Regions from separate parts of the Homo sapiens genome. Here all the other regions are linked to region 3. A link is a loop called in an ENCODE intact Hi-C map of the cell type or tissue named here. Cell type or tissue: heart left ventricle. All regions are shown on one strand. Links, peaks and the distances in the headings refer to the core of each region. The heading gives the core; the rest is flanking DNA. Region 1 overlaps LINC02778 (long intergenic non-protein coding RNA 2778). Region 2 has its middle 110 kb from the start of NFIA-AS2. Region 3 has its middle 40 kb from the start of NFIA.

The links. Peaks named below come from ENCODE experiments on the same cell type or tissue, not always from the same donor. Only the 100,000 strongest peaks of a DNase experiment are listed, where the experiment ranks them.
Region 1: it touches region 3 in a loop (10-fold over the local background); 17 of 110 quality-filtered maps call a loop at or near these places.
Region 2: a loop joins it to region 3, with 5 times the contacts of the local background. A loop is called at or near these places in 14 of 110 quality-filtered maps.

Annotation. Positions count from the first base shown.
Region 1 is chr1:60,153,716-60,162,114 of GRCh38, reverse strand. The region is part of intron 1 of LINC02778 (long intergenic non-protein coding RNA 2778); the gene reads right to left. LOC107984963 (a long non-coding RNA gene) reads right to left here. Exons shown (of 3, transcript XR_001738092.1): 3 at 3,310-3,800. Among named protein-coding and RNA genes, the nearest start is that of LINC02778, 43 kb to the right of the region's middle. In heart left ventricle, for the core only: a CTCF peak has its summit at 5,077 (motif pointing left); no DNase peak of the experiment used is centred there.
Region 2 is chr1:60,858,773-60,867,171 of GRCh38, reverse strand. No RefSeq gene overlaps it. Among named protein-coding and RNA genes, the nearest start is that of NFIA-AS2, 110 kb to the left of the region's middle. In heart left ventricle, for the core only: no CTCF peak of the experiment used is centred there; no DNase peak of the experiment used is centred there; H3K4me3 peaks cover 1,193 bases.
Region 3 is chr1:61,038,451-61,046,849 of GRCh38, reverse strand. No RefSeq gene overlaps it. Among named protein-coding and RNA genes, the nearest start is that of NFIA, 40 kb to the left of the region's middle. In heart left ventricle, for the core only: CTCF peaks have their summits at 3,509 and 3,714 (motif pointing right); a DNase peak (open chromatin) is centred at 3,749; H3K4me3 peaks cover 1,115 bases; H3K27ac peaks cover 513 bases.

The sequences.
Region 1 (8,399 bases), core at 111-8,110, 880 kb after region 3:
GCTGAATTCTTTTTGTCAGCAAGGAACATCCCTGAGAAAGAGAATGCACCCCTGAGGGTGGGCCTCTAAAATGCCCCGCTACGGTGTGGCCATATTCTATGGTTGAGACTGTAGGGATGAAATAAGTCTCCCATAGCACTCCCAGGCTTCTTAGGATGAGGAAATTGCTGCCTAATAAATTTTGGTCAGACCAGTTGCTCTCAAACCCTGTCTCCTGATAAGATGTTATCAATGACAATGGTGCCCAAAACTTCATTAGCAATTTTAATTTCGCCCCGGTCCTGTGGTCCTGTGATCTCACCCTGCCTCCATTTGCCTTGTGATATTCTATTACCTTGTGAAGTATGTGATCTCTGTGACCCACACCCTATTTGTACACTCCCTCCCCTTTTGAAATCCCTAATAAAAACTTGCTGGTTTTATGGCTCAGGGGGCATCATGGAACCTACTGACATGTGATGTCTCCCCCGGACACCCAGCTTTAAAATTTCTCTCTTTTGTACTCTGTCCCTTTATTTATCAACCCAGCTGATGCTTAGGGAAAATAGAAAAGAACCTACATGACTATCGGGGGCAGGTTCCCCGATAGAGACCAGGGATAGGAAGACAAGTCAAGAGCCTATTCAAATGTTTCAGAGCATATGAGGTTGTGAATAGACCAGAGACTGAAAATGGGGGCTATTTATAAATAATAACCTTCAGGGTTTAGTGTCAGATATGGGGAGCGAGGAGACGGGGAAAGAAGAGATGCCTCGAAAACTTCACTAGGAGAGAAAGAGAAAGTAACAGGTAGTAACACAAACAGTAAAACCCTATAAATCTCTTCTTAAAGAATTAAAATGACAAAATTTCAAAAAATACAGGCACACTTAAGCTTCAGAGCCTTGTTAAATGGGTAGGTGGTGCTAAATGTGAGTGGCAGTGGGGAAGGAAGGGAGATTTTTTTTTTTTTTTTGAGACGGAGTCTCGCTCTGTTACCGAGGCTGGAGTGCAGTGGTGCAATCTCGGCTCACTGCAACCTCCACCTCCTGGGTTCAAGTGATTCTCCTGCCTCAGCCTCCCAAGTAGCTGGGACTACAGTTGCATGCCACCACACCTGGCAAATTTTTTGTATTTTTAGTAGAGACAGGGTTTCATCATGTTAACCATGATGGTCTCGATCTCCTGACTTCGTGATCCGCCAGCCTCGGCCTCCCAAAGAGCTGGAATTACAAGTGTAAGCCATCGCACCTGGCCAAGGGAGGGAGATTTGGCTTCCAGGCAGAGCTCTTCTGTCTGAGTCCTGATGACACCCCCATTGTAGATAATAGTGTCCATTGTGGGTAGATAGCTCACTCTGAGAGAAACAAACCTGTTCTGCCAGAATGCCTTGCCAGTGGCTTCTGACTTACCTACACCTGCTCTATACTGGAATCTTAATTTTCAGGTTGGATCTACCCAGCAAAAGTACTCAATTACAAAAATGCTGGAATCTCATCTTTAACTCAAGGCATTATGAAAACAAAAGTATTACTGACAATGAGTGAACTCATTCTCTGAAATTCTAACAGCTTGTATAATAGCTAATGTTTACTGAGAGATTCCTTTGTTCCTGGCCCTGTACTAAGGGATTTATGTATAGATTGCTAATGCCGTCTTTGCTGTAATATAAGTTTGAGTTTAGGTGTCCATTCTCCTCCCAAATTTGTTTGCTGCAATTCTCCACAGAATTCCCAGCTACCATGGGACCAAAAATAGGTCCATTGGTTATTTGGGCCAAAATGTAATAGAACTTTTATGGCTGGAATGGAATGCAGTGTGGTATAATGATAAGTGTTTGGGGTTTTGAAGTTATGGAGAACTGGCTGCAGTTCAGTTCAGTTCAATTCAGTATAAAAGAGAGACTCTGAGCCACTACTACGGGAATTTTAATATACATGTATTTATTATAAGATAAGTACTGTGCATGTGAGGAGGTACACAAAGAAGAATGAAGACACAGTATCTGCTCTTAAGGACCCTATAAGTTATTGGGAAAAGATGGCACATAAATGGTAACTTTCAAAATAAATTGAGCAATATTAAGATAGTGATAAAGAGCTTTCTCTGGGGTCATGGAGAAGGAACACTTAATGCAGCCAAGATGGTTGCTGACCTACATCTTAAAAGGTAAAGAAGACAGATCAGCCAGGAATGGTGAGTCTCAAATTCCAGGCATAGAGATTATTATGAAAAAAGACACAGAAGAAGGATACATCATAGATATATGAAAAATTATAAACAACATAAAATGAAAAGCAGGGCAAAAAGCAGAGCATATTGATGATGTGAGCCTCACAAAGTTCCCACACCTTTCTGAGTCCCATTTCCTCATCACAAAATGATTATAACATTTAACATTTTAAACAATGTAACATTTAACATTATAAACAATGTCCACGTCATTGGATTTTTGCAAAAATGAAAGATTAAAAACCAACCAAGTACCCAAAATTGTGCTTATATCAGAAATTTCAAAGTGGGTAAGATATTTCACAAAAACACTTGCTCTATGGGATGCTAATGTATGCTTTATTTTAGGTTCTATGGTTAGTTATGATTCGGGAGACTGGAGTTGAACTGAGTACAAACTCTGAGCAGATTTCTTTAGAACTAAAGCTTTTAATATACTGTTTCACCGTGAACCTTTAAGGACATGAGAGAGAATATTTAGCTCTTCCAAAGCTTTTTTTCTTTTTTTCTCTAACTGAGCACCCCAAGGGACTCATGTTCCATAATCACACTGGGAAATATTGGCCAAGACTGGACCAGCATATAGGATGCTTCGGTCCATCTGACTCTTAGCTTCGGTCCATCTGACTCTTACCTTTAGAGGAATACTGTTTTATCAGTTCATATCAGTTCATCATTTTATTTGATGGCCAGAGTTTTTTCTAACCCATGACAAGTCTAAGTCTATGTCAACAATAATTCATATTAATGAAGGGTTCTATGTGTTGAGGTCTTTGGAGAGTTCCCTTTCAATCCTTTAAACAGCTGGTTCATGAGAAGGGCCACACTTTAATCCTTGACCCCTTAAGTAATTGAACTACCATCTAGATCATAACCTACCACATTATAAGTAAGGAGGCAGACTGATGTGATGGCTCTGAGTTTCGCAGTGATGGAGAAAATCACTTAGATGCTCTTCTGGGCCTCAGTTTCCAATACTTAAAAGAGGATGTTTGTTACTGGTAATCAGCAACCCTCTAGGATTCTACAACAGTGTCATATCATAGGTCAACCTAGAGACTATCAATCTGAAACACTGAATTTTATAAGGTAGGAAGCCATGGCTTAGAAAACAGAATTTCATAGTTCCACGTGGATTCTATATTCTGTAATACCTGGGCAGGAATGGAAGGAGTCCAAGCAAGAGTGGATGAGCCAAGTGGAAGAACAGTATTTCCAGCTAGCCTAAGATTCTCTGAAAGAAAATAGGGCCTAACAGTCGGCATGTGTTAAATTGAGTTGACGAAGGGAAGTGGGACTGGGAATACCTGGAAGAAAGTTATTTGCTTGAGTGAAATTCATTCAATTCAGACGACTTCCTAATCTCCACCCAGAGTTCTTCCAAAGCTATAGACCTGTATATCCAACCCAGAAGACATCTCCACCTACCGATTCAACAGACACCTCCAACTTAATGTGTTTGAAAGAGAACTTGTGTGTTTCCTCCTCTACATATCTCTGATATGGAGTTCAAGACAGTTCCCAGAGATGCTGGCAAGTCTAGGAAGGCAATTTCTTCCATCAGATTGGGCAGTCCTGAGAGCCTTCATCTAAAAGTGAACAGGAAATATTTACCAGGGACTTGGCATTTCCTTCGTCTTCAGAGCTTTCACTTGTGCTGTCTTATTTAACCCCCAATAAAAAACAACATTAATAATTAGGTGGCATTATTCTTATTTTTACAAATTATAAAAGTGAAACTTTGATGGAGTAAATGGTTACTCAAGCTTACACAGCTAGTTAAGTCTGGGAGCTGAAATTCCTACCTACACTTGACTCCTTGACTCCAAACCCTGCATTCCTTTGAGTAGGCTGTCTCCAGCACTGAGAACATCAAAGAATTGGTGCAGATGATGCTAGAGCATAGGGTTGCTGAGCTCTGTTCCTGGGGAGAGGCTGTTTCATGCTCTGTGTTGTGCTGTCTGTCATTAGTAAGCATCGTAGAAATGTTCATTGTCACTAGGAGAGAGTCATGGAACTATTGGGCAGGGAAAGAGATGTTAGGATACAGGTTCAGCAGCTGTCACATGTAATATATTAGGAGGATTTTACTTCCTGTACACATCACTTGAGCAACACACACACAAACACATACACACACACTCCCCACTGTAGTGCTTTCTCTCTCTCTCCCTCTCTGACTGGTTTCTGTGGAAAAAATGTAGAAGATATATTTTAAACGTAAAATAGAGAGCAGCTCACATTTTATTGATAACTCTCATTCACTGAGCACCTATGGTAAGCTTGTGCTCTATAAGCCAACCCAACCTAATTCTCACAGCATTCCTCTGAAATGGGTATTATAAATGGTATTTTGGAGACGAAGAAACTGAGGCACAGAAAGTTTAAAAATTGCTTGAGGTCACACAGCTAGCCAGGGTGCAGGGCTAGGAGAATGAGAATGCAAACACAGGTCTGTCAGGCTCCAAAGCCCAGGATTTCACCAGGATACTTGGCTGCCTCAGCAGGCTCACTCAGTGTGGTGCTGGGTGGACAATCTTGCCAAGAAGGCTCCTGGTGAAGAAAATTATTTTTTAAAATTACTGTTCCTTCCATTGTGTAAAAGTTACCATACACACAGCTCAGCTAGGAAAGTATATATATATATATATATATATATATATATATATATATATATCTCAAAGAGAGCTCCTATCCCTTCCCCCTGGAGCAGACAAAACCTCTAACAAATGCTATTTCATCCTGGTTCACGTGAGAGTTGTATGGGGGAAGCATGGAACATTTCTTGCTGCCAAAGACAAGTCCCAGAATTCTCACATCAGTGCTGCAAGACTGACACCATGTGGCCAAGTCAGCCTCCCGAGGCCCTCCCTTAACCACCTCCCACAGGTTGGAGGCTCACCAGCCTTCTCAGACTTTCTAAGGAAGGCACCTGAGAGGATAGGACAGCAAAGAAAGAACCAACCACCAGGGTGGGGAGCTGCTGGTAGAGTCTATTAGCTCTCTACAGAAGGCAAATACTATGCAAGTAGCCAACTACAAAACTAGGCTGTGGCACAGGAGAACAAGAAACTAGACTTTTTTTTCCCCTAACTTCTGTATTTATTTATCCCTTACCTTGTTCCAAATATACACAGGCAACTAAAAAGATGCTTTGAAGTTCCACTAGGTAATCCATTTTATAATTTGGTGGGCAAGATGAAGCAAGGAGAAACAAAATGGTAGAAATAAAAAAACCCCACACATTTGAAATGAAACAATCTAAAACATGCATAACTAGAAATGCAATACAAGGATTGTCTCTACATCTTCTACATGCCAGTGGGAAGGATGGAGGCCTCATGGTTAGTCTGAGATAAAAACAAACCATGAGGCAATGAAGAGCACAACTGTTCCTCATACTACTAGCAGAAAAAAAAATCCTGAAGTCGTTTTAGAGAGGGCAGGATGTAAAGGTCATGAATAATGTCAGTTCACAGATAAGCATAATTGGCCCAAATGATCTTTTGAGCTCAGCAAATCAGAAAGCCTGAACACTTCAACTCATCCTCTACTTTTGCATTCTTAAAATAATACAAGCTTTTTTTCTCATTATTTGCTTTGACTTTGTGTGTGTGTGTATAGAATGTTTTGTGCTTCCCCTTTAAATGATTGTCGCCAATTAGTTTTGTTTGTCTAAAATGCGATAAGATTCCATTTTAAGAAGTCGATGCTGGGCTTTTACTGAGGAACACAATAAATTAATCATTAAATCAATTGTATTGATTGAAGCTTGCAAGACATGAAAAATTGCAGAGCAAGGAATATTTCCACGAAGAGGTAGGAAAGGACCTCAGCATTCTGGGGGAAGGTAAATAAGTATGCTATGATAATACTGTTTCATTTCTTCCCTGGGATATGAGCTTCATTTATCAACTCTACAATAAATATGGTGACCATTTAATTTCAAACATTTACCGTAAATAATAGCTTCCATTTATTAAGTGCTCACTAAGCACTCTATTCTATGCTTAGTGCTTTCATACATTATGTCACGTAACCCTAACAATAAATCTGGTTGGAGCACATCTCTATCCCCATTTTGTAGAAGAGAATACTGAGGCTGATGCGCATGAGTAACTTGTTCAGAGTGACCCATCTAATGAAAATGTCTGGCTTGGAACCCACTTCTGAGTGAACCGAAAGCCCATGCTCTTAACACTGAATTCTATCTTAAATTAATAAACTAATAGAGAGAGAGGCTTGAAATTCTGCAGCATGCTTCCCTACCTTTTTTCAGGGCTGCTCGTGCCTCCTCAAAGTGTGCCAACAGTGTAAGGAAATAGAGTTTTGGAGCCAAGATTAGGTTTTATTTGGAAGAAAATGAATATTGGTTACCAAAGCCAAGGCAATGAGTAGAGTTGCAGGGTAAGAACTGAGACACCAAAAAGCACCCAATGCAAAATGCTTAGATGAGAGCCAATGGACATAAACACCAAGGCAGATAGGAGGCATAGGGTGGGGGTGGAGGGGTGTGTCAGAGTGTTTTATTATTCACATGAAGTGGCACAAAGAGCCTTTGGCAGAAACTGCCAAGGACTTTGGGCATATACAGGCGTAGTTTTCAACTTTCGAGTCCATAGCATGTACCTTAAGCACATCATTTAAGATTCTAAGCCTCAGTGTCCTTATGTATAAAATGGGAGCAGTCAGATCTCCCTCAAACTGCTGCTGTGAGGTTTAAGTGTGATAATGTATGTGAAACTCTTAAAAGGGAACATCTGGTACAGAGTCCGTGGCCAAAAAGGATGGCTCCTTTCCCCCTCTTTTACGCTCCCTTAGCAGAGCCTCTTTGAAGGAACTCCTGTACTGGACTTGGTAGAGGAGTGCGCCTATCCCCAGCTTTTCCCAACAGACCGCGTTGGCTTATCTCTTAACACCCTAAACAGCAGTCCCTCAAGAAGGTCTCTCTTGGCCTGCTACCTGTGACCAGTTACAAAAGCATAATCTGCTCGACAAGGATGAGGAGGGAAAGTGAGAGTGTTGATGGCTCCAACACTCTATTTCCTTCCACTGTGTTGACACACTGTGAGGAGACATGAACAGCGCTGAAAACAGGTAGAGAAGCATGGAAGTGAGAGATTAATGAAATAGCAATGCAGTGTTCATCAGGATGATGCCGATGGCAGGGTGTCTGCTTTATCACCAGACTCTCTGCTCATTTTCATGGGATGAAGCAGTCTGTTTTCAGAAGACCGTCTTGATTCTTAAAGAAGCAAAGACAGATGGGAACCTACTCTGGTCTGTCCTGCCACCTTCTTTTCTGGAAATAGACCCTCTTCCATGCTTAGTGCCAGAAGTAGACTTCTTTTCAGGATAATTTGCATGGAAGAACTCATTCAAATGGAAGAAGAGGCACTATGACTTAATGAAATACTCCCTCCACCAACCCCCACCACCCACACACGTACAAATCAAGTGAGGCTTTATTTTGCTGGGCAATTTCTTTCGACGGAAGTAGACTCATTGGCCAATTTAAAATAAAGGTGGTTATTTATTCACGCCACCACCTCTTGAAGAGGCCAGAACTAAAAGGAGAAGAAGAAAAGTCTCAATTACAGTTGCAGCAGCACTTAACGGCTTGCTGAGTATTCAGCTGAGATTTGAGCTTGAAATTCTGGTACCAGACACAGTTTAGGATTCTAGGGAGGAACAGGAAATGGCCTAGCTCAGAGTATTCCTTTTCACTTATTGAGTCCATTTATTTTATGGTTCTGACCACATGCCAAAACCATTTGGAGTCTTCAAGAGTTTAAATAGCAATGTCCAATTAATAAGGCATAAAGCCCTGCAGCTTCCTCACCCCCATGCATTTAGACAGCCCTTCTCCGTTCTGAATGTCTAATTGATAGGAGACACTTGCAGGCCTGTGTTTCTACATCTATGCTGAGGATGAGAGCAGTTAGAGTGGCTTCCAGAATGGGTTCCTCTGCTTGGAGGCATTTCCCAACCCTATACTGAGCAGTCATGTCAAAAAGAATGACAGTTCCTCATGGACATTGTGTCTGTGGTTGGAATAGGATGAAAGTTCTGGTAGTTTTATTTCCTTCTGAGACATTCTGGAACATTTTAGCAATGAATTTGTCTCCTGGCTTTTTTGAACTAAGAACTCCCCACATATTATTTTCATAATGAGACATTCTGCTGAG
Region 2 (8,399 bases), core at 77-8,076, 180 kb after region 3:
ACAAGGAAGTAAAATGTTTCACCCAGAATATGACATCAGCGTGCAGTTTTTTCAAAAAAAGCTTACAACTTAGAAAATCATTGCTAAACCAATCAGTATATTCATTTCTAATGTTTAACAAGCTGTATAAAGTGAAGCAATAGGTAACATCATAGCATACACAAGTAAACCTTGTTCTTGCTGGCAAGAACTCTAATGGGAAAATAAGTGCCCTGAACAAAAGTTCAGGGTCAAAGTGGATAGTCTACTGTTAGTCTAATTAGCCAAAAGCTGCATGCAACATTGTCCTGAAATTACTGGTAAAGTTTCTAATGTCTAGTTAAGAAATTACAAGTTAAAACACACATGTACACACATACCCACAACCACTTTAACTCAACAGTCCTTAGGATGGACATACTGCATCCCAAGAAGCAGCCGGATAGAATCCTGCGGTAGCTCACTTTTAACAGTCTCTCAGTCCTCCGAATTCCTAAAACTTGCCAAAATGATACCACCATTGGTCCAGGAAGGGGAAAAGAGAACTCTTTCTGCAGATCATACAGTGAAACCGACCATGCCCTGTTTTGTAATTCCATTCGCCAGTCTCCCCCTTCAACATCTCTCTCTCTCTCTCTCTCTCTCTGTTTTTTTCTTAAACTGATATCTATGTGAAATGAGCTGAAGTTCACGGTCCAGTTAGGAACGGATAATACATTCATTGTCCTGGCAGCAAACTTTTTTTTCACTCCCTGGAAGAATTCACGCTTGCCGCAAGAATAATAATTACGGAAAACTAGAAATGCACTGCTAACAAATTAATCCTTAACGGACACCACCCTAACGAGGGCAGTAATGATTTGAGGACTCTCTTCCTCACGGGACTTGCATCTCCTGTGACAATGAGCTATTGTGCATCCTCACAACTCACTCTACCTCTTATAGATCCAAAATGTCAAAGGTTGTCTGTCCTGGTTGACCATGACATGTGAGTTAACTCATTCTGCTGCTGCATGGCAGAACTTTATTCAAACTTTATTTATATCCAGAGTAACTAAAAGATAGAGTGTGTGGGTCTTTTCCACTCAGAGCTAGAGTGCCTAAGAGACAGAAAACCTGCTCTGACATAAACGGAGAAAAGTTAGATGAGAGCTGTGGGACCCTGATGGAAAATAGGGAGTGGGGACCCAGAGTTCTCTCACAGGTGACTTTAGGCAATCCAGTTAATTGGCCAGGACTAGAATTCACTCAGAGGTTGCTTCTCCCTAGTGCCCAACACGCGTCCTCAGAAAATGCCACAGCCAGAGAAAACCATACACCCCATAGTCCCTGAAAACAAAAGTAAGGGGGATGTGAAACTGGAGAGAGGGGGCAAAACCTGAGGGCTGGGACGAATGTTTCACTTTTTCCCCCAATACTGACTTGGCTAAAATATCCACCTCCACCTTACAACTGATACTCTTTAAAAAAGAATTAAAAAAAAATAGAAAACCCCAAATACTGTCCCATGGAAAATGAGGGCAAGCATTCCTGGGAACTCAAGTCGCAGAGTGGCAGAGAGAGGATGGCAAGAGGCAGCAGTGTGAGGCTGCCTCACTGAATAGTGTGAAAAAAATCAAATGTGAGTTTGATGAATGTGAGGTCTGGGACATTTTGTCAAAGAGGGAGGGAAAGTAGAAAAGGAAAAAAAAAAAAAAAAAAAAAGCAGCCCCGGCTGCCAACTCACCATCCACCAAGTTCTGGCCGAGATGTCGTAGCAGAGCTGCCATTTGATGGAGCCGTCGGAAGCTTTCCCTGCCATTACGCTGTCAGCAAGCTTCATCTGATGCTAACTCACGGGAGATAAGACACCTAATTGAGAAAACATTTGCAGTGGCATGTGGGGCAACATGTAGTCCGGTCCATACCATATGGAATCATGGGTAAAAAAAAAAATCTCCTTGACAATGAACCAATCTCTCACAGACCCAGTGGCAAGGTGAAGTGGAGATGAAAAGTCTTCTGCTCCTAGCACTGTCTTCTCCTCTCTCCTTTTTAAAAAAACAAGAGCCCACTGCTACACATCAAAGGGAGGTAGTTAAAATTAGGGCTTCATCACTCAGATGATTTTGGTCTGCGGGGTTTTTCCTTTCCTTCCAATAACCAATCCCCCCCTCTTTTTTTTTTTTTTTTTTTTAAGGAGAATAAAGAGATTTAATAGGACAAAGGCAGGTAGTGGACTGCGGAGGGAGATCGCCACAGGCTATTAGCCTAAAATTTCTGCTTGACAGATGGAACTGCTTAGAGACTATCATGCAATGTTTTGGGCTTTTTCCCCCCTATTCACCCCCCCTTCTTTGACTTTAAGTCTGATTCAGTATCTGTTTTTCACAGCCACTTTTCTCAAGAACGTGAGCCGTGCATTTACAAAAATGTTTAGTTCAGTTTTGCTGTCTTACACATCTCTGTTGGAAAAGTCTCAAACTAAATCTGGGAACAACTGAACAGGTTTTCCAAGGAGTTAAAAAAAAAATTTCCAGGAAAAAATATTTCTCTTTCCTTACTTTATTTTTTGAAAATTAACTCATTAGTTAATTTAGTCATGAAGGAAGATAAACAAGAGATGGCAGCATTCAAGTCTCTTGATTTTTGGTTTGGCTGGCATTGTGTTTAGATGTATGATTTATGTGAGTAAATAAATACATTACTGATATTTTACAAGTTCTAACCTATGCTGGGCTAGGCACCACCGATGTTTTTTGGTGTCTTTTTAAATACATTAATTTTGGACTTTTCCATTCTTTGTAAACAAAGCAATCAGTCATTATCAATTCGGTTTAGCACAATTCAGGCTAAACTTGACATGAGCTCTTCCTTAATCAGAGAAAGTCACTTCTGATTTCCTTACTATAACCTAGCCATCTTCTTCACAGGGGTTTTTAACCACACATCCTCTCTTTAGTATGGAAAAGTAAACCACAATATGGACCTACCAATAAGAATGGTTGTAAAAATAATTTTTTTTAAAGTGAGAAAAAGTCCAGACAGTTGCTGCATTTCAAGTAATGTTACTTAGGACTAAGAGGGAGAAAGAAGCAGAGAGAATGACTTGTATTCGTTATATTCTTTCAAATTGTGTGACACTAGGAACTGTAGAAATACCTTTATCAGGGTACCAAACACGTCCTAATTTTCGTGGATGTGCACCAAACACATCCTAATTTTTTCTGAATATAAGCGATCCTTTGATCTCCAAGAACCTACAGTTTTCTCCGCTATGGGCCTTCAATATATGTACTCCAGAATATGGGAGAATTGTCCATCACTATTTCTCAGGGCTGTTGAACTGTGATTATTTAAAAAGTTGTGCATTTACTGCCTAATTATCCAGTGGATTTTTGGTTCTGGTCATATTTTGGACTGAATAATATTTAGATAAACTCATTCAGAGCATATTTTAAGTTCCAAAGAGGTAAATTTGGTGCATTTTTCTTTCCTATTTCTGATCTCTTCCTTAGTAGGTATTATTTTAACCATTTAGCATGCTGTTTTGACAAAAATAACTGTATTAAAGCAAATTTTATCGTGTTGCACCAAAAATATTTCTAACTTAAAGCATGATGCACAGACTGCTTCTAGGAATGAACTACAAATACAACAAATATGGCATTTTTTTTCTTTTTCATTCCTTATTGTAATGGGATTTCTTCTAATAAAATTGGGGTGAGAGGCGATAGCCAGAATTATTATCAAATGTAAATATTGTCATCACTCTTAGGAAGTATCTTTGTATACTTTATTACCTTGGTGTCACCTGTCTTTTCAGAAGAAGAGTCTGCAGTAGCACAGGAAATGTTGTTAGCTTGTGTCCAATGAATACAATGGACATACTACCAGAAACTTGCCCTGAGCTTGCCAATGAAAACATTTATTGCCATATGTAACTGCAGCATCATTAAAATTACTTAGTCTTTCTTAAGTTTATCATTTAGAGAAAGATAAGGAAAAAAGTTGGAAATTCTACATAAAATGTAAAATATCATCAACCAAACAAAAAAAGGAGGAAAAAAAAAAAGAAGAAGAAAAGAAATGAAGTAGCATTCTGTCTTTGAATCAACCAACCTCTGATTCTACTTCATCCATTCCTACTTGCCTCTGACAAGCAGACAAAACAAAATTTCCCTGTTTTAGGGTCTCCTCTGCTTTCTCCCAGGGTATACAGGCACATGGACATCTTGGACTTGTGGGTCCACAGCTTTACAGTTTCTGAGTTTATCCTGCAGCAACCTCTGAAGTTGGAGCTGTTTCTTGTCTGAGTCGCTGCATTTTTGAGACTCAGAACACCCTATGCATGCCCATTATTTATGAATGAATGGAGCACAAGGTAAACTGGAGTCCAGATTTCACTCTGTGAATGATAGAATAGCCGGGAAGATTTTGCAGGAGAGGGCACATAGTTTGAACAAAAAAATGATAAATATTATTGGATAATAGTATTTTAAATCCAGAACAATTAGGTGCATTTAACTTTATCATTGTTCTCTAAGAGGCTGGTGGAAGCTGTCCTTCCCATGCAGCAATCAATCTTTTCACAGTGTGGCCCTTTGTTAATAGCCTTTAAAAAAGATTAAATAAAACATGTTAAATATTGCAATTATTGTGGGAAATAAAATTATTTGGTGAGCATAATGGGGAGCAATTCAAGCATTTAACATGATCCAGGAAATGCTACTCCAAACAATTGCATTTGCTTTATGCATTTTTCCCCTTTGATTGCTGACAGATGCCTTTTTGGAAACAAACATCTAAATGGTTTGCCTTCAGTTAGAAAAAAAATGTAACAGAAAGCGGCTACATGTTTTGAATTTAACTCTTGTCATTTGAATACTTCTTCCCACTGCGCATGAATGAATCCAAGGCAAAAACAGCGCTCTCATCAATAAATAAGCCCATCAAAATTTGGCCTTTCTTATTTCCTTTCGGTATATTTTATAAGAAGTGGGAATCCCCCTAGATAGGGAGTCAGGTGATGAGGACTATTTCCTGAGTAACAATGGGGAAGCATTAGAAAGGGAATTGTCTCCTTATAACATGCAGCCTCAGGCAAAGTGCAAGTCACTTTCCAGCCTCATTCAGGTCATCATGGCCAGTGCTCCCCTAAATAAGCTATCCCCTTTTGCTGAATGGGAAGAACCCAAGAAAACTCAGAGGATGGTGAATTTCCATCTGTGTCATTGCTGCAGTGCATTCCGATAAAGGCCTCGAAGACTCTGCTGTCAACACGTGTACAATAGCAACGCCAAGGAGAGGTTTTGGTTTCTGTTATATATTGCTAAAAGGAGATATGATTTGAAATATTCATGATTTTCAGAGGCTGGGTCGTAGAGAGATTGAGAGCACTGCTTCTGCAATCTAGTTGTCCATATCCAGGCTCTCTTGGTTACTGTGTGACCTCTCCCAGGTTACTTAACCACTCTGATTCTGTGTCCTATCATAATCAGGAAAATGAAGATAATAATAGTTAAATGTGCGCTTGTGTGTGTGCATGTGTGTGTGTAGTGTAGTTAGAAGCAAAGAAATGCATAGGGTACATAGTCCCTGATATGTAATGAGTTCTCAACTGAAGTTATTGTGCTGTTATTGATGTCTTGTTACTATTATTCCCCTGTTGAGGGAAGCCCTCTTTCTTCCCCCTTCTGCTCCTGTGCTGTGAGGGTCAGTTGGATCCCTTCCCTCTGTTCTTCCATAATAACCTGTGCCTTGCTCCACTGCAGCTATTAGCACCCTCTTCTGGAATCATCTGCCTGCTAGTCTGTTTTCCCTCCTAGACCTTGAGATCTTTTTTTTTTTTTTGAGACAGAGTCTTGCTCTGTCGCCCAGGCTGGAGTGCAGTGCCCCAATCTCGGCTCACTGCAAGCTTCGCCTCCTGGGTTCATGCCATTTTCCTGCCTTAATCTCCTGAGTAGCTGGGACTACAGGAGCCTGCCACCATGCCCGGCTAATTTATTTTATTTTATTTTATTTTTATTTTTAGTAGAGACAGGGTTTCACCGTGTTAGCCAGGACGGTCTCGATCTCCTGACCTCGTGATCTGCTCGTCTCAGCCTCCCAAAGGACCTTGAGATTCTTAAGGGCAGGGACTGTATCTTGCTCATCTGAGTAGCTGTAAGGCCAAGCACAGTGCTGGGCAGAGTAGGGGCTCCCTACGTGGTTGGAGAATGAGAATAAAAAGGCACAGGACATTAGCCACTTTGAAATTTGCATCCTTCTATTTACACAGCCTTGTCTTTTACCTTGGCTCAAGCTATTGCCCTCCTGGGACATGATCTCCCTTTCCAAGGTAACACCCTCCTCAGGACGCCAGCTCACAGTGACCCCTAACACGTTTGGTGCCCTGCTGCCTTCCTTATATGCACCATCCATTAGTACTACTTTGCATCAACTGACTGTATTATTATTTGTCTTTGATGAAAATGTGTCTTTCTTTCATTTATTCACCCATTTAATAGCAACATATGTGATTCAGGCACTAAAACTTATTTTCTCTTTCTTTTCAAGCTCTGTTTCTAGGACCATTGGAAATTTGAAAGTCTAGGGGAAGAGCAATTTGATTTCGTATGTAACAGCTCACGTATACTGAGTGTTTCCTCTTGGCCAGGCACTGTTCTAAGATCTTTGTGTGTGTGTGTGTGTGTGTGTGTGTGTGTGTGTGTGTGTGTTTTTCCATGTGAGTCCTTATGAGGTAGAACCTATTATTAACTCCATTTTACAAACAGGATAACAGACTCCAAGAGGTAAAGTGACTTGCTTAGGGCTCCAGAGTTAGTGATGGAAGGAGGATTCAAGCCTTGGAATGATGACTTCAGAGCTTCACCACTCTGGTGTTGCCTCCTGAACCAAAAAAGGAGAGAAGTAACAGGATTTAGCACCTGTTACATGTCATACAGTTTTTAAACACACTTTTGGGTATGATATGTTGTTTAACCTTCACAACAACCATAGGAGGTTGTTATTACGATTTTTAACTTGCAGATCAGGGTCAAAAAGGTAAGAGTCTTGGCTAAAGACACATGCTAAAGAACAAGAGCCAAGATTCAACCCTATGTCCATATAATGAAAAGCCTATGCTTTTGCTATTCCAACCAGCTTGTTCTCAGAAGACAATTTTTATTTTTTATTCATTTTTTTGGAGATAAGATTTATCTGTCACCCAGGCTGGAGTACAGTGGCCTCGAACTCCTGGGCTTGACTGATGTTCCTACCTCAGCCTCCCAAGTAGCTGGGACCACAGTTGTGCACCACCACACCTGGCTAATTGATTTTTTTTTTTAGAGAGACGGGGGCTTGCTTTGTTACCCAGGCTGGTCTTGAACCCCTGGTCTCAAGTGATCTTCCTGCCTTGGATATTTTTTATTTCTTATGTAGAGTTGAATGTTGAGCTTAACAGATATGTATGGCCTTGAATCACCAGGCTCATGGAAAACATGAAATTAGAAATGTACCCTGTTGCTGAAGCTGCAGAAATGTTCAGTTTAGAGCAATGGGTATCCAAGATTAAAAAGAAAGAAAAAAATAGAACAGAAAATAAAAGCTGTATTAAGAGGCATTAACTACTATTAACACCTAGATCTTTCCTCTAACCTTAATCAGGTGGAAAATCCTAAGATGGTGTTCAGGCCATCACCATCTAAACCTTCGAGTCAGGATGTATTCACACGTTAAGTATTGGGATAAAAAGAAGAATCAACACAAAAGGATAGAAAGTCTAGTTCCTCTAAAGCTCTAAAGTGTGAAGGTCTCTGGTGGGAGATTTATCCTTTTTTGATGAAGGCAGCAAAATCCTCTGCACAGGTACATGTCATTACTGGGTGTGAGTGTGGTGACTTAAAGAAACCAGCATTCCAGGTCACCTGGCATGCTTTTCTCACCGTATGGCAGAAGTGAATGCTGCAAAGCTGAAAAGGGCAGAATTGAAGAAAATGCCAGAGGGTCCAGACAGCCCCATCTATTTTATTAATTTGCCCAGAGATTGCTCAGATTTTTGATCTGGTATATATACATATATGTAGATATGGATATATATTTATTGCTCAATCAATCTATCTGTATTGTGCAAGGAAAATATTGATAATTTATTTTTGGCAGAAACTCACCCACAATGTCCTGCAAAGAATCAGTTTTCTTCTTGGCGGCAGATCTTGTGCCTCATTTCCATTTAGAAATTCTTTGACTTTTACTTTCTCTGCATTTTCTGTTAACCGGCTGCCACCCAAGATTGGACTAAACCCTCTGCCCCCTGTTAAAAAAGAAAAAAAAGGAAAAAAAAAAACACATACAACATAACCCTCTAATAAGTATATTCACAACTTCTATGCAAGGCGCTTAAGAAAACTAAAGGTTAATATATTCTAACTAGATGTTGGGTATAGAATGTCAGATCT
Region 3 (8,399 bases), core at 46-8,045:
TAGCTATTGTCAAATCCTGGCATCTAAACTATAGTCATAGAGCTTTGTCGATCTGGTTATGGAAATTATTTACAATAGGTGTTTTTGTATAGCAAATGTTTTTGCTGGTCTGTATCCATGTAATAGGAACATTTTATGATGAAAGGACTGGATTGTTCAGGGAAGCAAATTATGCTTCTTTCAGGAGTGTTGTTTTGTCATTGTGCAACAATTACTCATTAGTTCCCCTTCTTCTTACTTACCTAAGTAGCAAACCAACCCGTTCATCATTCCTAACCAGAAAACGCCTTTCCATCCCCCAAAACAACTGAACTCATCAAAAGGTGTGGAGTTACTGATAGAAGGGTTTGAGTTGGGCATTGGATGTAAAGGTGTGCATTCCATCTTCTTTCTCCCACTGGGTCCAGCCATGATGCTTTTGCTTGCCAACACAATATCGTGAGCTCAGACTTTGGCAATTCATCTCTGGTTTCTTTACACTGAGAGTGTTTCTAATAATATAATAGATTTTCATTTTGAAACAGATGCCACAGAGGATTCGTTAGCAGGAAAACCCTACTGTGTAACTAACACTATAAAGTTACCAAATGTAAGGTTGGGTGGTTAGATTGTTAGCTTTTGGGGACCAGTTGGTAATTAGATAAGGGGGCTTTGTAAAGAAAAACCAGTTGAAACCAACACATATTAATGGAATGTATTTTGTATATTCTACACTGTTCTAGGTGCTAGGTGCTAGCAGAAATATGGAGAAATACAAGAGTATTTCTCCCAACATTTGCATTATTAGTTTTAGGGTAAAATTTTCTCCCATTCTCCCATTTTTCAAGTTCATGCCTTAGTTTCGTTATAATAAAATCATGAGGATAATGTTCAAAGAACATATACCCTAGCTCAAACATTAAGCTGATAAATTTTCTTCCTGAAATTACTATCTTCATTCTAGAATTTTAATGTTTCTCATTTCATCATCTTCACATAGCTAGGGTGACTTGAGAACAGACTTTAGGACTTCCATGTCATGGAAACACACATTGATTGGTGTAAGAGTGTGGATTGGATAGGTATATTTCTGGAAACCTTAGCTACTTCTTTTTGGTACCATTTCCCAAAAATGAGCAATCCAGGGCTTTTTTTTGGTAAATAAAGGGCAGAGCTGTGATCCAGTCTATAGGCCACTTTGGTCATTTATTTATTTTGACACAGAGTCTCGCTCTGTCACCCAGGCTGGAGTGCAGTGGTGTGATCTCAGCTCGATGCAACCTCTGCCTGCTGGGTTCAAGCAATTCTCCTGCCTCACTCAGCCTCCCGAGTAGCTGGGATTATAGGCATGTACCACTACGCCCGGCTAATTTTTGTATTTTTGGTAGAGACAGGATTTCACCATGTTGGCCAGGCTAGTCTCGAACTTATGACCATTCACCTGCCTTGGCCTCCCAATGTGCTGGGATTACAGGTGTCAGCCACCGCACCAGGCCTATAGGCCACTTTGAAACTCATTACTGTTCTTCATATCACCTGTGTTGAATCAGAGCATTGACCTTCCCAAGTCCCAGTCTCAGTACTTCAGAATGTGGGTATCTCCCTGAGTCAATTGCAGGGCACAGGCTGTTCTGTGTAGTTTCAGCTTTGGGAAAGCAGATACTTATTACAGTGAAATGACTTTTTACAACAGACAGGAATAAGATTTGCTTAAGAAGCTGAACTGCTGCTCTTGATCATGGAGGATGGAATGTTCAGTAAGGGCCACTGGTGAGAGTCTAATAAACTGATATTACTTATTATTGACATTAAATGGACCAGTCTCATGGGCCGGTTACTCCGAAAGTCAATTACCGAAGCCTGTAGTAAAAACTCAGTGTTTTCAAATAATTTAGAGGCTCCAAAAGGTATCAGTAAAACATGGACTGCTGAGTGTCTGAGGCAACAGAGCTGACTGAACATAAACAAGATGGGCATAGTCACATATTTATTTGAAGAACTCCTGAAGATGCCCAGAGCCTAGGGATCATGGGAACGATTCTGAAATGGTTGAAAGAGAAGGAGGGGTTATATCAATACCAAAAGTATTTAGGCCCAAGGACATTGTCTCATTTAACCCTGTGTAATCCTCACAATACCAAGGCATAATTATCCCCATTTCACGGAGGGAAACAGAGACTCATAGTTACAATTCCTAAGAGGCTTGGATAGGGCTGCTTCTGTGCTAGTCTGGCCCCAAAGCCAGTAGATTATCCGTTAGATTCTGGGCCCCTCAGCCTTCTCAGTCTGGGCTTGATTTACTTGTCCAACTTTATCTTCCAACCGGAATGATTGGCTCTTTTTTTTTGACAACGTCATCTCGAACTTTATTAAGTATCTGTTTTCTAGGCTGAGCCTACATAGAACAACCTCTGAACTGCAATGGACTCACGGAGATGTCCACACACAGATGCTCTGAGACTCCACTAGCCAATTCCAATACCCATCCTTGATTTGTTTACTCAGCTTTGCTGCATCTATTTGGATACTTAATCTAACCAATTTGTCCCTTTTTTGAATTTTTCTCTCGCTAATCAGCTTGCAAGATCCTATTCTCATTCTCAATAAGCGCTGCTGGTGCCTGATTCAGTGCTCCGCACGTTGTTGTCTCTCAAGAAATCCTTGCTGGTTGCCTGTAAGGCACCCACTCTCCCTCCTTCCCTTCCCATCCTCTCCCCCAACAAAAGCTGGTGCAGAAACATCCCAAAAGGGGCCAGGTTCCACGTGCTTCGTCCCCTTCCTCTGTCCCCTCACTGTCACCCACCAGGCCCCAAATATAAAAGGCGAAAGGCGCCGTTGCAATCAAAGCCTCAAAACAAAAGGCTCAAGGGGCGACTTTATTGACTCAGCCCCAACCAACTCAAACTTCCCCGTCGTCAGAATGTTCTTTCCCGCCACTACCCTGTCTTCCTGGAGCTGAACTTAAGACTCTTGGTCTGGCACTCGAAAACGCGTGAGGGGTGTGTGTGTGTGTGTGTGTGTGTGTGTGTGTGTGTGTGTGTTGGGGGGAAATGGGAGAGGATAGCAATAGTGCCGAAGGTGGAGGCAGTGGGGTGCGGGGAGAACGTTTCCCAGGGAACCTGAGAGCCCCAGATCTCGCGGCTGGCGACTTCCAACTCTCCCAAAGAAAGCCGCGGGCCTAGCTCGTTCATCAGTGTCACATTTCAATGGCAGCGCGGGGCGGCCTCGGCCAGGTGCCCGCGCGGGGCCGCGCGCCTTCCCGGCACGGCTCGGCCCGTCGGCGATTCAGACACCGCCAACCCACAAAGCCCAGACGGGAGCCCGGGGCTTGGGGAGGCCCCGAAGGCCCTGCGCGCCTCTCCTTCCTGCCGCCCCCACTACCCGGGGCTCCTTCGCGGCCTGCCGCCGGGCAGTGCGGGCCGAGTTCGGGCCTCTGTGGCTGGAGCCCGGCCGTCCCCGCGCCCCGCTGCCGTCGTGGCTTGGGGGTTCTGTCCTTCCTGCCTTCGAAGGCCAGGTCCCTCCTCACCCTCCACGCTGGTTCCCCCGGGAGCCACTGTCTGGGGCCAGGGGAGCCGGACTTTCTGATCGCAGCCCAGCTCTGCGCGACAGCGGGGCCGCGGACACAGCGTCCGCAGAGCGGCAAGACACTTTCTAAACTCGGGGATCTTTCAGTTTGCGAACAGGGTGGCGAGTAGAACTCTACCCCCAGCGCCACTGCTTTTACCCGGCCGCCGCGAGCTGACACCAGAGGGCGCCGTTTTAATGCGCTTCGGGCAAGGACCAGCTCCGGGAGCGCTCCGGCGTCGAGGCCGGGCTCGGATCTCGGGACTCGCTGCGGCGCCCTCTCCCCTAGGGCGCTCGGCCTGGGGTGCAACAGCGAACCCCGCTTCCCTCTTCGCGAGGGGAGGTTTACTGCACAGGATTGCGCCCTGGCTTTGCACAGAATGAGGGTTCCTTGCAGCCGTCCGGGTGAGGAGGAGGAGTGGCCCCTACCTGAAGCCGTGCCCCCGCCTAACTGCTAAAGAACACGTCTGCAGGCGTTGTTCAATTGAGAACGACTAATTAATTTTCCAGCACTTGTGCAGAATACTTTAAAATGGAAAAATGAAGGTCTTCGATGAAAATGAAGCTTGATAGTGTGCACCTGCCACTAATGTACGGTGCACGGCAACTTCCCCTCATTAGAGCGATGACTTGGGTTGAGAACAAGTCATATAGTGAAAATCACTTCAACACGTGCCTGTTCATATGCATAAACTCCTGTGTACCAGATGGCAAAATATAATGACATCTTAAACAGCTAATTGCATAAACCTTGTAATGCAGATAATTGCTGTACCAAAGTAGGAGTTAATAATTTCCCACTGTATTGCTTGACTTCAGAGTAATCCTCAAGGAAAGTTGTGACAATTCTAACACACTAAAGTTCACCAAGAGGTAATTAAAACTAGCAGTTAAATCATTTGACTTTCAAACCCTTAATTATGATTCGGAAGAACTGCTTTGTGGAAACCCAGAATTTACGGATGGTTATGTGATAACATTTAATGCCTGTATTTCATCAAGTTTTCTTTCATATATTTTATTCTGGAAAGTTATTCCAATAGCAAGAGGTTTCCATTTTGGGGTAAGAGTGGTTAACTGCCACCCCCAGTTGGACTGTTGATTTTTTTCAATTAAACATTTATTTATAGAGCCCCTTCTACAATAACTAACTCCAAGCCTTACCATGTGCCTGGCATTGTTCTAAACTTTACAGGTATTATCTCATTTAATCCTCAAAGCAACCATCTGAAATGTGTACCACTGTCATCCTCATTCTCCAGATTAGGAAGCCCAGACATAGAGATGCTAAGTAATTTGCTCAAAGTTGTCTAGAAGTCACTTTCCCAAACTCCTACGGTCTGACCCCAGAGCTCATGCTATTTACCGCTGTAATCTACTGTCTCATGGATTAAACCAGGGCCTTAATAATTTAATATTTCTTTTCTTTTCTTTTTTTTTTTTTTTTTTTGAGAAGGAGTCTCGCTCTGTCGCCCAGGCTGGAGTGCAGTAGTGTGATCTCGGCTCACTGCAAGCTCCGACTCTCGGGCTCACGCCATTCTCCTGCCTCAGCCTCCTGTGTAGCTGGGACTACAGGCGCCCACCAGCACCCGCGGCTAATTTTTTCTATTTTTAGTAGAGACGGGGTTTCACTGTGTTAGCCAGGATGGTCTCGATCTCCTGACCTTGTGATCCGCCCTCCTCCCAAAGTGCTGGGATTACAGGTGTGAGCCACCGCGCCCGGCCAATAATTTAATATTTCTAATTATTGTCTAATAATATTTAGAAATAAAACTAAAATAACATAATTGGAGTATAAAAGTCAGTTGACAGGTAGATGTCTTTGCTGAATTTATCGGTTTATGTCACGATACATTCCAGAAGCAGCTATCTGCTATTTCCACAGGGTAATTCCACAACAGTGAATACACCAAGAAAAATAAGCCTTTGAAACTAAGTTTTTATTTCATCAATACCTAGTTTAGAAGGCATGTGTGTCAAATATTGTATGTTCTCATTCATAAGTGAGTGTTAAAAATGTGTACACATAGACATACAGAGTGGAATGATGGACAGTGGATACTCAGACAGGTGAGAGAATAAGGGGGGGGGGTGATAAGAAATTAGTTAATGCATACAATATACATTATTCGGGTGATTGATAGCCTAAATGCCCTGACTTGACCACATTGCAATCTATGCATGTAACAAAGTTGCAGCTGGGCACCATGGCTCACACCGATAATCCCAGCACTTTGGGAGGCCAAGACTAACAGATCACTGAGGCCAAGAGTTTTAGACCAGCCTGGCCATCATGGTGAAACCCCATCTCTACTAAAAATACAAGAATTAGCCAGACGTGGTGGCAGGCACCTGTAATCTCAGATACTCTGGAGGTTGAGGCAGGAGAATCGCTTGAACCCAGCAGACAGAAGTTGCAGTGAGTCAATATCGTGTCACTGCACTACAGCCTGGGCAACAGAGTGAGACTCCATCTCAAAAAAAACAAAACAAAGCAAAACAAAACCAACAGAAAAACAAAAAAATTGCACACATACACCATAAATTTGTACAAAAAATGAAAAGCATGTGTGGCTTAATGTTTCTCTTTCTTCATCTTCAAATAAAACTAAAATTAGGCTTCCCAGGATATACAATAATGAGCATAGAACAAAATACTCTTTATAAAGTACACAGAGAACCATAGCCTTCCTTCTCCATATTGATATTGTAGAATTTCTCTTTCCTCAGTTTGGGTAGATGTATGGGGGCATAAAATGAGAGATGCCAGCTACTTCCTTAGTATAGGGGCCATATAGCGTTGGAAAGCCCATCATTAGAGATTACTTTCTGTGAGTTGAGTGCCATCTCATTTGTTTTTATGGCTGCATCATATTCCATGACAATAAACCAACTTTTATACAGACTCCCAGTAGAGGAAATGGTTGATGGTTTATTGCTAAGCTCCTAAATCCCTCTGGTCTCTGAGCTGATGGCTTATTTTCCTTATTAAGGGAGAAATCAGTTACAATCATGGCAAAATCCAGGACAGAAAACTTTAAAAATCCTTTTAAAATTGTTTTAAGATGGTAAATCTCATTTATGTTGGTATGCGACTAATTGCTTAGTAGCTCCAATCTGGTTGTCGGAAGGGAACAATATCACTCTCTAACACTGCTAGTAGAAATGTACATTGGTAATCCTCTTCTGGAGGGTAACTTGTCAGTATATATAATGCCTTATATCTTCTGATTATCTGTTCTACTTTTAGGAGTTAATCCTAAGGAAATAATCATGAACTGTTCAAATATTTAGCAAAATAATGTTTGTGACAATGGTTTTATAATGTTGAATATTGGAAAAATTCTGATATTCAATAATTGTTTAAGTGAATTGTGGTATATACATACCTTGGAAAACCATGCAACCATCAAGATACTCTGATATATTAAATGAATAAATTACATTATAAAGTAGTAAGTACCGCATGATCTCATTTTTGTTAAAAATGTTTGTATATATACATACAAAATAGACCAGTAGGAAATATATTTTAGAAAAGTGGAATTATAAGTGATTTCTATTTTCTTCCTTTCCATGTTTATATTTTCTAAATTTTTATTTTATTTTATTTTATTTTATTTTTGAGACGAAGTCTTGCTCTGTTGCCCAGGCTGGAGTACAGTGGCACAATCTCAGCTCACTACAACCTCTGCCTCCCTGGTTCAAGCAATTCTTCTGTCTCAGCCTCCCAAGTAGCTGGGACTATAGGCGCATGCCACCACACCTGGCTCATTTTTGTATTTTTAGTAGAGATGGGGTTTCATCATGTTGTCCAGGCTGGTCTCGAACTCCTGAGCTCAAGTGATCTGCCTGCCTTGGCCTCCCAAAGTGCTGGGATTACAGATGTTAGCCACCATGCCCGGCCATGTATTTGCTAAATTTCTAAAAGTGGGAATGTCTAACTTTCATAATAAGGAAGCAATCATAATAAGAAAACATAATAAGAACATAGTGTAAAATTATTTACAGTCATGCATTGCCTAATGACTGCATATATGATAGTGGTCCCATAAGATGATAACAGAGCTGAAAAATTCCTATTGCCTAGTGATGCCATAGCTGTCCTAACATCCTCGCACAATGCATTACCTTTTCTATGTTTGGAAACACAAATAATTACCACTGTGTTACAATTTTCTATTCAGTACAGTAACATGCTGTCCAGGTTTATAACCTAGGAGCAATAGGCTATACCATATAGCCTAGGTGTGTGGTAGGCTCTACCATCTATGTTTGTGCAAGTACACTCTATGATGTTCACACAATGACAAAATTGCCTAGTGATGCATTTCTCAGATTGTATCCCCATTGTTAAGCAATGCATGACTGTATATTAAAAACAAAATCAACAGAGCAGAGTGTACATCTATCTAGTAATGGTGACAAGGTAATTTGGACTGATCATCCCCCTGAGGACAATGAGAAAAGCTGATAAGAATATAAAAACATCCGCCTTAAGGCATTGGAGAACTAGCAAGGTAGGGAAGAATTATGTGGCCAGTATCTAGAGCATTTGGGCCTAATTTCCACTAGGGTTATTTGCCCATTCTAGAGAGAGTGGCTAAGGATTAAGGTTGGGGAACAGAAATTAAACATCAGTGCCTGCTCAGGTTGGGAGGCCTGAGTTACAACGCTGGGAAGGTCTGAACCCTGGGAGTGTGGGTGAACCAGAAATAGAGAGGCCCCACAGGAACTAAGATCAGTCTTGAATCACCTTTAAATTGGATTGAAGTGATTATGGCTTGAGGGCAGAGACAAATGGGAATCCTCTCTGGGGAAGATAACATCATCCTAGACCTCAAATTAATTCTATG